2 separate regions of the Mus musculus genome follow, and region 1 is linked to region 2. A link is a contact called in ENCODE Hi-C or POLR2A ChIA-PET data. All regions are on one chromosome and are shown on one strand. The core of a region is the stretch at or near the end of the contact, and the rest is flanking DNA. Distances in the headings are between cores, read along the strand shown. Region 1 holds the start of Phf5a (PHD finger protein 5A). Region 2 holds the start of Tef (thyrotroph embryonic factor).

What was found. Hi-C counts contacts between places; a loop is a spot of excess contacts on that map. ChIA-PET counts read pairs that join two places held with the same protein, here RNA polymerase II (POLR2A).
Region 1: POLR2A ChIA-PET joins it to region 2 with 20 read pairs in embryonic stem cell. The contact joins the promoter of Phf5a here to the promoter of Tef in region 2. A Hi-C loop is called at or near these places in 1 of 37 maps with a recorded cell type or tissue (v-Abl transformed pro-B cells). POLR2A ChIA-PET finds 5 or more read pairs at or near these places in 4 of 5 experiments (Patski and embryonic stem cell).

Annotation. Positions count from the first base shown.
Region 1 is chr15:81,870,202-81,874,053 of GRCm38, forward strand. Phf5a (PHD finger protein 5A) reads right to left here and starts at 1,691. Exons shown (of 4, transcript NM_026737.3): 1 at 1,612-1,691; 2 at 965-988; 3 at 131-297. The coding sequence starts at 1,663. It overlaps Aco2 (aconitase 2, mitochondrial), which reads left to right and starts at 2,262. Exons shown (of 18, transcript NM_080633.2): 1 at 2,262-2,347. The coding sequence starts at 2,312.
Region 2 is chr15:81,809,077-81,813,018 of GRCm38, forward strand. It overlaps Tef (thyrotroph embryonic factor), which reads left to right and starts at 2,338. Exons shown (of 4, transcript NM_017376.3): 1 at 2,338-2,644. The coding sequence starts at 2,494.

The sequences.
Region 1 (3,852 bases), core at 441-2,940, 60 kb after region 2:
GAAATTACCTAGATAACTAGCTGAACACTGCAATCTCCACAGCCCAGATCAGAAGAGGTGGCCATGGATGGCAAAATGGTTCAAAGTAAAAGGAAGAGAAGAGCGGGTAGGAAGCTCAGCCTACACTCACATCCTTCTCCTGAATGGTGCACTCTTTACAGTAGTAGGCATCGGAGACTCCGGGGCCGCCACAGATTACACACCGGCCCTGGTAAGATCCATAGTTACACTCATCACATATGCGGACCAGGGTGCAGGGACGCACGTAGGAATCACAGATCACACACTTGCCGTCACCTGTAGAGAGAGGAGAACTGAGTTATAGCCAATAGCGATTACTCCCCTAAGATCTCTCCTCTGCCCTATGCGGGAAATCACTAGTCTCCTTCTGACAGTGACCTTAGGACCTTCTTCTACCTTGACAGCATAAGCCTTATCCTGTACCCGTCTCAGTTTAGTAGTTCATGGAAAGAGTTTGTATTAGTGTCTGGGAGCTTTTAAGTCTATGTAGTTACTGTCAACAAATTGACAAATGTCATTGGGCTGGGAAGGTCCCCACTACTCTTGACAAATCTTACTGTCCAAAAGTAGACATTTTTTTTCAAAACCTAAATATGAAGTATTAAAAATTGCATGCTTAAGTGGGAGGATGGTGGGGCAGTCTTTGGTGGCAGCCAGGTATTTAGTATCCTCTGCAGGCTGGTTTATCTATTTAAGACTTCTTTACTAGCCAGGCAGTGTTGGCATACGTCTTTAGTCCCAGCACTTGGGAAGAAGAGACAGGCGGATTTCTGAGTTCCAGCCTGGTCTACAGAGTGAGTTCCTGGACAGCCAGGGCTATACAGAGAAACCCTGTCTTAAAACACCCCCCCCCCCAAAAAAAGACTTCTTTGCTGTTCCACTGGAATTGACGACTCTTCAAAGAGTAAAGGTGTCAAGGCCTGAGAGGGCGTGTTCGGCTTACATTTTTCACACAGTCTTCCGATAGCTGCAAGGTCAAAGATAGTAAAACATCGTTAAAATTAAGGTTGTGAGGTAGCAAGCAAAGTTTTTCGTCAAACTGAGTATAGAGGATGGCGAAGGTAGCAATGATTACAGTCAACCGTACAGGATCGTGGTCACATTCTCCTTTCCTCCCTCTCCACTGTCCCCCACCCCCTACTTTTTTGTGATAGAATCCCACTGTGTAGCTTGAGTTAGCTTTTAAGCTCTAGCCAGGCTCGAACTCGCAGCAATCTTCCAGCCTTCTGCCTCCCAGGTGCTGGGATTACAGACAAGAGTTCCCGGCCCACGACCCTAAATTTTGCTTTACACCAAAGGCCATGTCAAAAATAAAAAAAATGTCTGGAACCCCCCAAAATTCAAAGTATTCTAGACCGGCTTCTCCAGACCTGGCACAGAGGATCCCGCCAGCCTTAGACTCCCGGATGCGCGCTGCTGCCCTCTTCTAAGATGCCACAAGCCGGTGAGCGCTGCTAGAATACCCAGGCACCGTAAGGCGCGAAACGTGGACACGGCAAACCAGAGCCCTAAAGAGGAGGCTGAAGTCCCTAGTCCCCCACTTTCTAATCCCATCCCACTCAACCAAAAGGGAGCACGTCCCCAACTCACCCACACCAGCCTGCTTGCGGCAGAAAATCAAATCTGGATGATGTTTAGCCATAACTCTTTTTCCAAGCCGGCGGCCGGAAGCTTAGGGAACTTCCGCCCGACCTTTAACCTACGGCGTGCTTACTTCCGTTCCTCCGTGATTGGCCATTAAGCTGTCCGTCAGCCTTTAGCCTCGGGGGGTGGGGGGGGGCACCAAAACCGGCTAGATCTCGCGAGAGTTTCCTCGCTAGGTCCTTGCAGGTGCACCAAAGGTTTTTGAATAAAATTCTCTTTACTTCCAGATTTGAACTCATAAACTGAAGTTTGTTCTTGGGTAAAAATTCTACATATGTTGCATTCTGTGTTGGGGATTGACGCCAGGGCTTCTTGCATGCTTCCGCCAAGTATGTTGATTTGGGGATATTCTCTTTCCTGGATGACCTTGAACTCCTGCCTCCCCTCCAGCTTCCACACCCAAGGGCAAAGGTGACAAGGTTGCGCCGAACGCCGAGTTGGCAGTTTCCCCGCATCTTTGCTTTCCACGCCGGGTTTCCGTCATGTAAGCCCCGCCCACTGTGCTATCTGCACTCTTGGCTGCGGGAGGAGGCCCCACCCTCGCGGTTGACTCGTCTCTCTGTAAGCCCCGCCCCCTTCGATGCTTTTTTAAGGGCGCCATTTGTCACGTCACTTTCATGCGACCTCATCTTTGTCAGTGCACAAAATGGCGCCTTACAGCCTCCTGGTCACCCGGCTGCAGGTAAGCGAGCCCAGAGACGTGGGTTTACGGGGGCGGGGAGCCTCCTGCCTTGCCCGCGGCTGTAGGCGAGGCCAGGCGAGGCGGGCTCGATTCGCGGCTGACGTTCCGTGCACCTGTCGCGGTTGCAGGCCCAGCGCCCTTGTGGGTTCCTGCGTTGTCCTAGGTCAAGGCGTCCCTGGCACAGGCTGTTCGCAGTTCCCATCCCCGCCCGCCGGCAAGCTTGGGTTTAAGCAGCGGCAGCCTGGTCCAGGGTGGAGGCACTCCTTTTTTTCTGAGGGTGGAATCCATGCTCCCCCAGGGTGGTTTTCTGTTCCTCAAGGTGATGACAAGGTGATTGGGGGGCGCGGTGGTTGTGGGTTCCTCTAAAGCCGGGTGCTTGAAGCCTTCACTTCCCACCAGTAGCAGAGACTCGTCGCCTCATTTATCCGTGGTTGCCGGGCATGGAGTTTGCAGAAGCTATATCCACTACTACCCTTTGAGGAGACTCGGGGTCATAGACACAAGAAGGACTATTCTGGGCCCCACCATAATAAATAGTCACGATAAGAGTGCTTTCTCACCTTTGCAGCAGATGTCAAGGCTGTTTACTAATGTTACAGATGTTTTATCTGACGACATAGATGTGAGATAATTTTTCCCCCAACTTGGTAGGTGGAAAAACTGGAAGATATAGACAAAGTAGTGGCTTTCATGGTGTCACTAAAGGATCATAGCCTGAGCAGTGACCCTGCAGACCCTCTCTTCTTGTTGTTCATGGCAGCTAATATCACAGAACTTTCTGAATCAGGGTGTGATCGTTTGTATTTGTCAGAATACAGAATCAAATATTTTGAAGTCACCGATAGTTGCTTTCCAGATACTAGGTGGAAAGATGAGAAGAGTGAACAGTTTGACCTTGACTGTTATGAGACGTCTAGAAAATTGACTATGCCTGTCAGATGGTTTCCCACTACTAACCTTACAGCCCTAGAAACGTATAATGTTTACTGTAAAGAATGTATTTTGTTCATAAAAAGAAATCCATAAAATAACTGTAGACATTTTCTGGCAACCTTTCATGATTACTTTTGTGAATTTGTTTTGGATCAACTTGGAACATAGAATTAATAATTTTTAAAAATTATGTGCCTTACTCCCAGGAGGCATTATCATTTGAAGTTTTCTTTATCAAATTACTTAAAATCAAACTGCAAAATCAAACTCATTTATCTGAACAAATCATTTAACTTTTGGCCAATGAAAGGGATTTGCAGCTAAATTATCTCTGGTTCTTTTGATTCTTTAGACAGTACGATGAGTTCTGTCCTGACCCCACTGTCCTATGATTTAGTGGAGTCAGGCAAAGACTATTTAATAGGATACATGACCTTTGAGTTTGTAAGAAAAGAATTATGTCACATTTGGACCTTAGAAAGTGAGTGTTAGAATGGTGTAGAAAGAGATCTGGGCTATAGTTCGTGTCCTTCCATGATCCATGACCTTGTACCCATAACTTTCTAAGTTCT
Region 2 (3,942 bases), core at 1,088-3,587:
GCTGCCATCCCCCACAGTTTGCAAAGAAGCACTAGAGGGAATATGCCTGTCATGCTCCTTCGGGAACATCCACCTTTTGATTATCCAGGGGAAACTCAAGTGTCTCTAGACAAGAGACTCAAAGCTACATCAGTTTCTGAAGCCTAGGCCTGTTACCTTCCTGCATCCTAGTCACCTGCTTAGGTAAGCTGTTCCAGGTTGGTGGTCCATCATCCATTTGTGGGGACTATTGCTCAAAAGAGAGGGGGAGGGTAAGGACAGGGGAAAGAGGGGGAAGGAGATGGAGAGAGAGTAAGAGCAGGAGTGAGAATCTTCACTTCTCCCATGTGTCATCTTCCTTATAGACAGGCAAGATGTGCTCTTACCTTATCAGTCCTCCTCTGCCACACTAGGAATTGTTCTCCTTCTCAACAGTATAAGAGTTAGCCATGAAAATGTACATTTCAGTCTAGTCTAGACAGTTCCTCTAGAACCAAATCACATGGAGATTTCTACTTCTTTTAAAAAAATATTATGTTACATTTGTGTGTGCAAGAGGAATTATTGTGTTCATGGAGGTCTGAAGACAATTTTTGATTTAGTCCCTCCTGCCATCACATGGTATGCAGAGATTGAACTCTGGTTGTCAGACTTGGCAGCAATCACCTTTACCCCATGAGCCATCTTGCTCATCCAGCTTTTCTTTTCTAGAGTTTCATATGTTGCTTCATTTTCTTGGAGTCACTCTTTCAGATTTACTGCTAAAAACCTCTAGGCCAGTTTCTCCTAAAGAGATCCTAGATACATAAGATTCCTCCTGACAGGTCTGCAACGCCTGGGTTTCCTGTGCAGTTTCCTTTCTCCACACTGGATTTATATCCATCAATTTTGATTAAATTAGGAAAGATATTTGCATGGGAACACCGTAGGCTACATCCTGCTTTCTCCCCATTTGACAAAAAGGAGAACAGACTGGAGAAATGGAACAATGGGCTAGAGGATTCAGGTTCAGAAAACGATCAACATCACAAAATCTTGTATTTTAGATTCACAGTCCATCACTCTATTCCTAAGGCTACCCAACGTCCTTTAGCCGCTTCCTTTGGGCTTACTCAGCTAAATTTCTTTTTCCTCAGGTCCTAACACAATCCATGCGCTTCTAGCTGTCTATTGTGGTGTTCTGTAACTACCGCATGAACCACAGGCTGCCTTTCCGCCAGACTCAGCTCCTCCTTCCGAGGCAGGGAGCCATGGGAGGGACGGAGGGACAGAGTATAAACAAGCCAAGTCCCTGCCCCTCTGGGAGCTTAATCCCTGAGCGTCTAGTATTGTCTGGGCTTGAAGCCGAGTATGACTTGTACTGCAAAGAGGTACAAAGTTCTGCGAGCCATCTTGAAGGTTTGCACACCCCTTCACGGCTCACAGGTTTCCTAAGGAACCCAGAAACTATGTTTTGTTTTGCTTTTGACTCTAGTTCAATGTTGAATTTTTAAGACTGAGGAAATGGGCTCCCGTGGAGCAACTGGATAATTCCCAAGGTCACAAGCGAGCAGCTAGTAGTACGGAAGTCTGTCCGGACCCTGGTTCGTGGATAGGTTTCAAGAATGCGCTCTCCGTACTAGTGTTTATTCTGCAACCACGCCCGCTCCCAATCCCTAAATCAGTGGGCAACCTGACACCCGCTGAAGCAGCGGAGCTTGGGACCCGCCTGCCCTCCGCTAACCTCGCGCGGAGCGTGGGAGGAGCGCTGGCTGGCTACCCACGTCCCAGTCCCCTTACCCCCGGGCAGAGTCCGCCAAACAACACAACAGGCCAGTCCTGGCTAGGCCTAGGCCAGAGCCAGCCCCGCCCCTCTCCGCCCCTCTCCGCCCCTCCGCGCCGCAGCCGCACGTGCAGAGCCTCGTGCAATCGCGCCGGCCCCGCCCTCTTGCCCCATTGGCTGCCGCGAGCCTTTCCCTCACTGCCCCGCCCCGCGAGGCTCCGCATCTGCTGCCGCTCCACGTGACCCTCGGGGCTGGGCCGTCGCGCCCCGCTCCGCCTTCCTCTGAGGTGGCTTCTCCGAGGGAAGGAGAAAAAGGAGGCTGCGATGAGGTGGGAGGAAACCTGTAGTCACGAAAGTGGTGGCGAAAGGGACGCGACTGACCAAAAAAGAACAGGGGGGCTCCGCAGAAGGGCCCGACGCTCCCGGGCAGGCGGAGCGATACTCCTCACCTGGCCCAGCACGTGTCTACATCGTTTGGTTCTCACAGCCAATCCTAGCCTGAAGAGCTGTGCCCGCCCTTACGCAGCGCGCACCAATCGGAAGCCACGCTATGGGACCGCTGGCCTGGCCTTATGAATAATGAATGAGACGGAACCAGTCCGCGGGAGGGGTGCGGATGGAGAGAGGTGGGGGTGCAGTAGCGCGTCTGCGCAGTGCTGCCCGTGTCAGCAGCTGCGGCGGGTCGAGCCGCTCCGGCCCGTCTCGGGGTGCGGGCGGGGGAGGCGAGGCGCACGAGTGGGGCGCAGGGCACGATGTCCGACGCGGGCGGCGGGAAGAAGCCGCCTGTGGAGCCTCAGGCGGGGCCGGGCCCGGGGCGTGCAGCTGGAGAACGGGGCCTGTCGGGCTCCTTCCCTCTGGTCCTGAAGAAGCTGATGGAGAACCCCCCGCGCGAGACGCGCCTCGGTGAGGGGGGGGGGCTCGCGCGTGTCTGGGGGCGGGGTTTCTGTAAAGGCGGGGCCTTGTGGGGGCGGGCCGGCCCGGGCCGGGTCAGAGGTCAGGGTGAAGCGGTCCAGTGGTGTGGTGTTTATGCGGGCCCGGGCATGACTAGGGGCCTGCTGGACTAGGCCTCTAGCCCAGAGAGAAAGTCAGGGGGTGATCTGGAAAGGACAAGTCAACAGAACTTTGCAAGGAAGCCGCCACTTAGAGGGGGCTCCAGTGGGGCCGCCTGCATCCAAATCCTGAGGATACTGCTTGCCTTCAAATGCGGGTTCCTGGACCTCACCTAGTCTGCGGATCTTGAGACAGAGCGTGTATTTTAAGAAACACTCCACTGCACCCTCGTGGGTGCAGAGTTCACCACCAAAGTTTGAGAGGCCCTGATCAGTATAGCAGATGGCCTTTGTATGTCTTTGGTCCGTCCTGGAGGAAGACGATTCCTCCTCTCTACGAGTGGACAGTGAGCAGGTCCACGGTGGTGCTTTACTGGAAATGCATCCCTGGGAGGTGTGGATGGAGGAGGCAATTTGAGATGAGGGTCGGTAGTGTCTCCCAGTTGTTTTTAAATCAAAGCCTGGTTTAAAAAAAAATTAAGGGAATGAAGGCTGGGCAAAGTAGGGCTGTGATGAGGGTTAGAATGTGGCCACTCAGGTCCTTCTCCTGGTTGATTGTTGGGAATCACAATAGCAGGACCGGGCTTCATCGAATTGCCCAGGCCACAAGAGTCCCTGGGGCCTGGTGTGGAAAGCAGACTTGGCCTGGGTATTTGGCCTGGAAGAGCAGCAGGACTGCCACCTATTGTGGGGTTTTAGGTCCATTGATGTGTGCTTTCAGTCTGAGATCTTCAGATTTCCAAGAGCTCAGCTTAATTAGGGTATCTGGGAAGGACTTGGCTGTTTGTGGATTGCTTGTATCAGGGATCTCATTTCCCTTTCTAAAATGCTGTTGTTTCTTTCCTTGGGTGTGTTCTGGGGCTGCTGTGCTTATGGTTGTCCCTGTTACGTTATAAATAGCTTCTGCTCATCAGGTGAGGCTAGATTCTCTCCTCCTGCCTCAGGACCTCATGTGCACAAACGCTTTTGTTTGTATGAAGGTGATGACTCCATCCAGATCTGAGTGTAAGACAAACTGCAAGGGCTGGTGCTCACATCTGGCAGCTCTTGCCTAAGCTCACCAGAGAGGACCAGGCCATACTGGGGTTTTGCTTTGCATTTGCCCACACTCACAAAGCATTTTGACATAGTCTTATCTTGTTTGGGTTACTA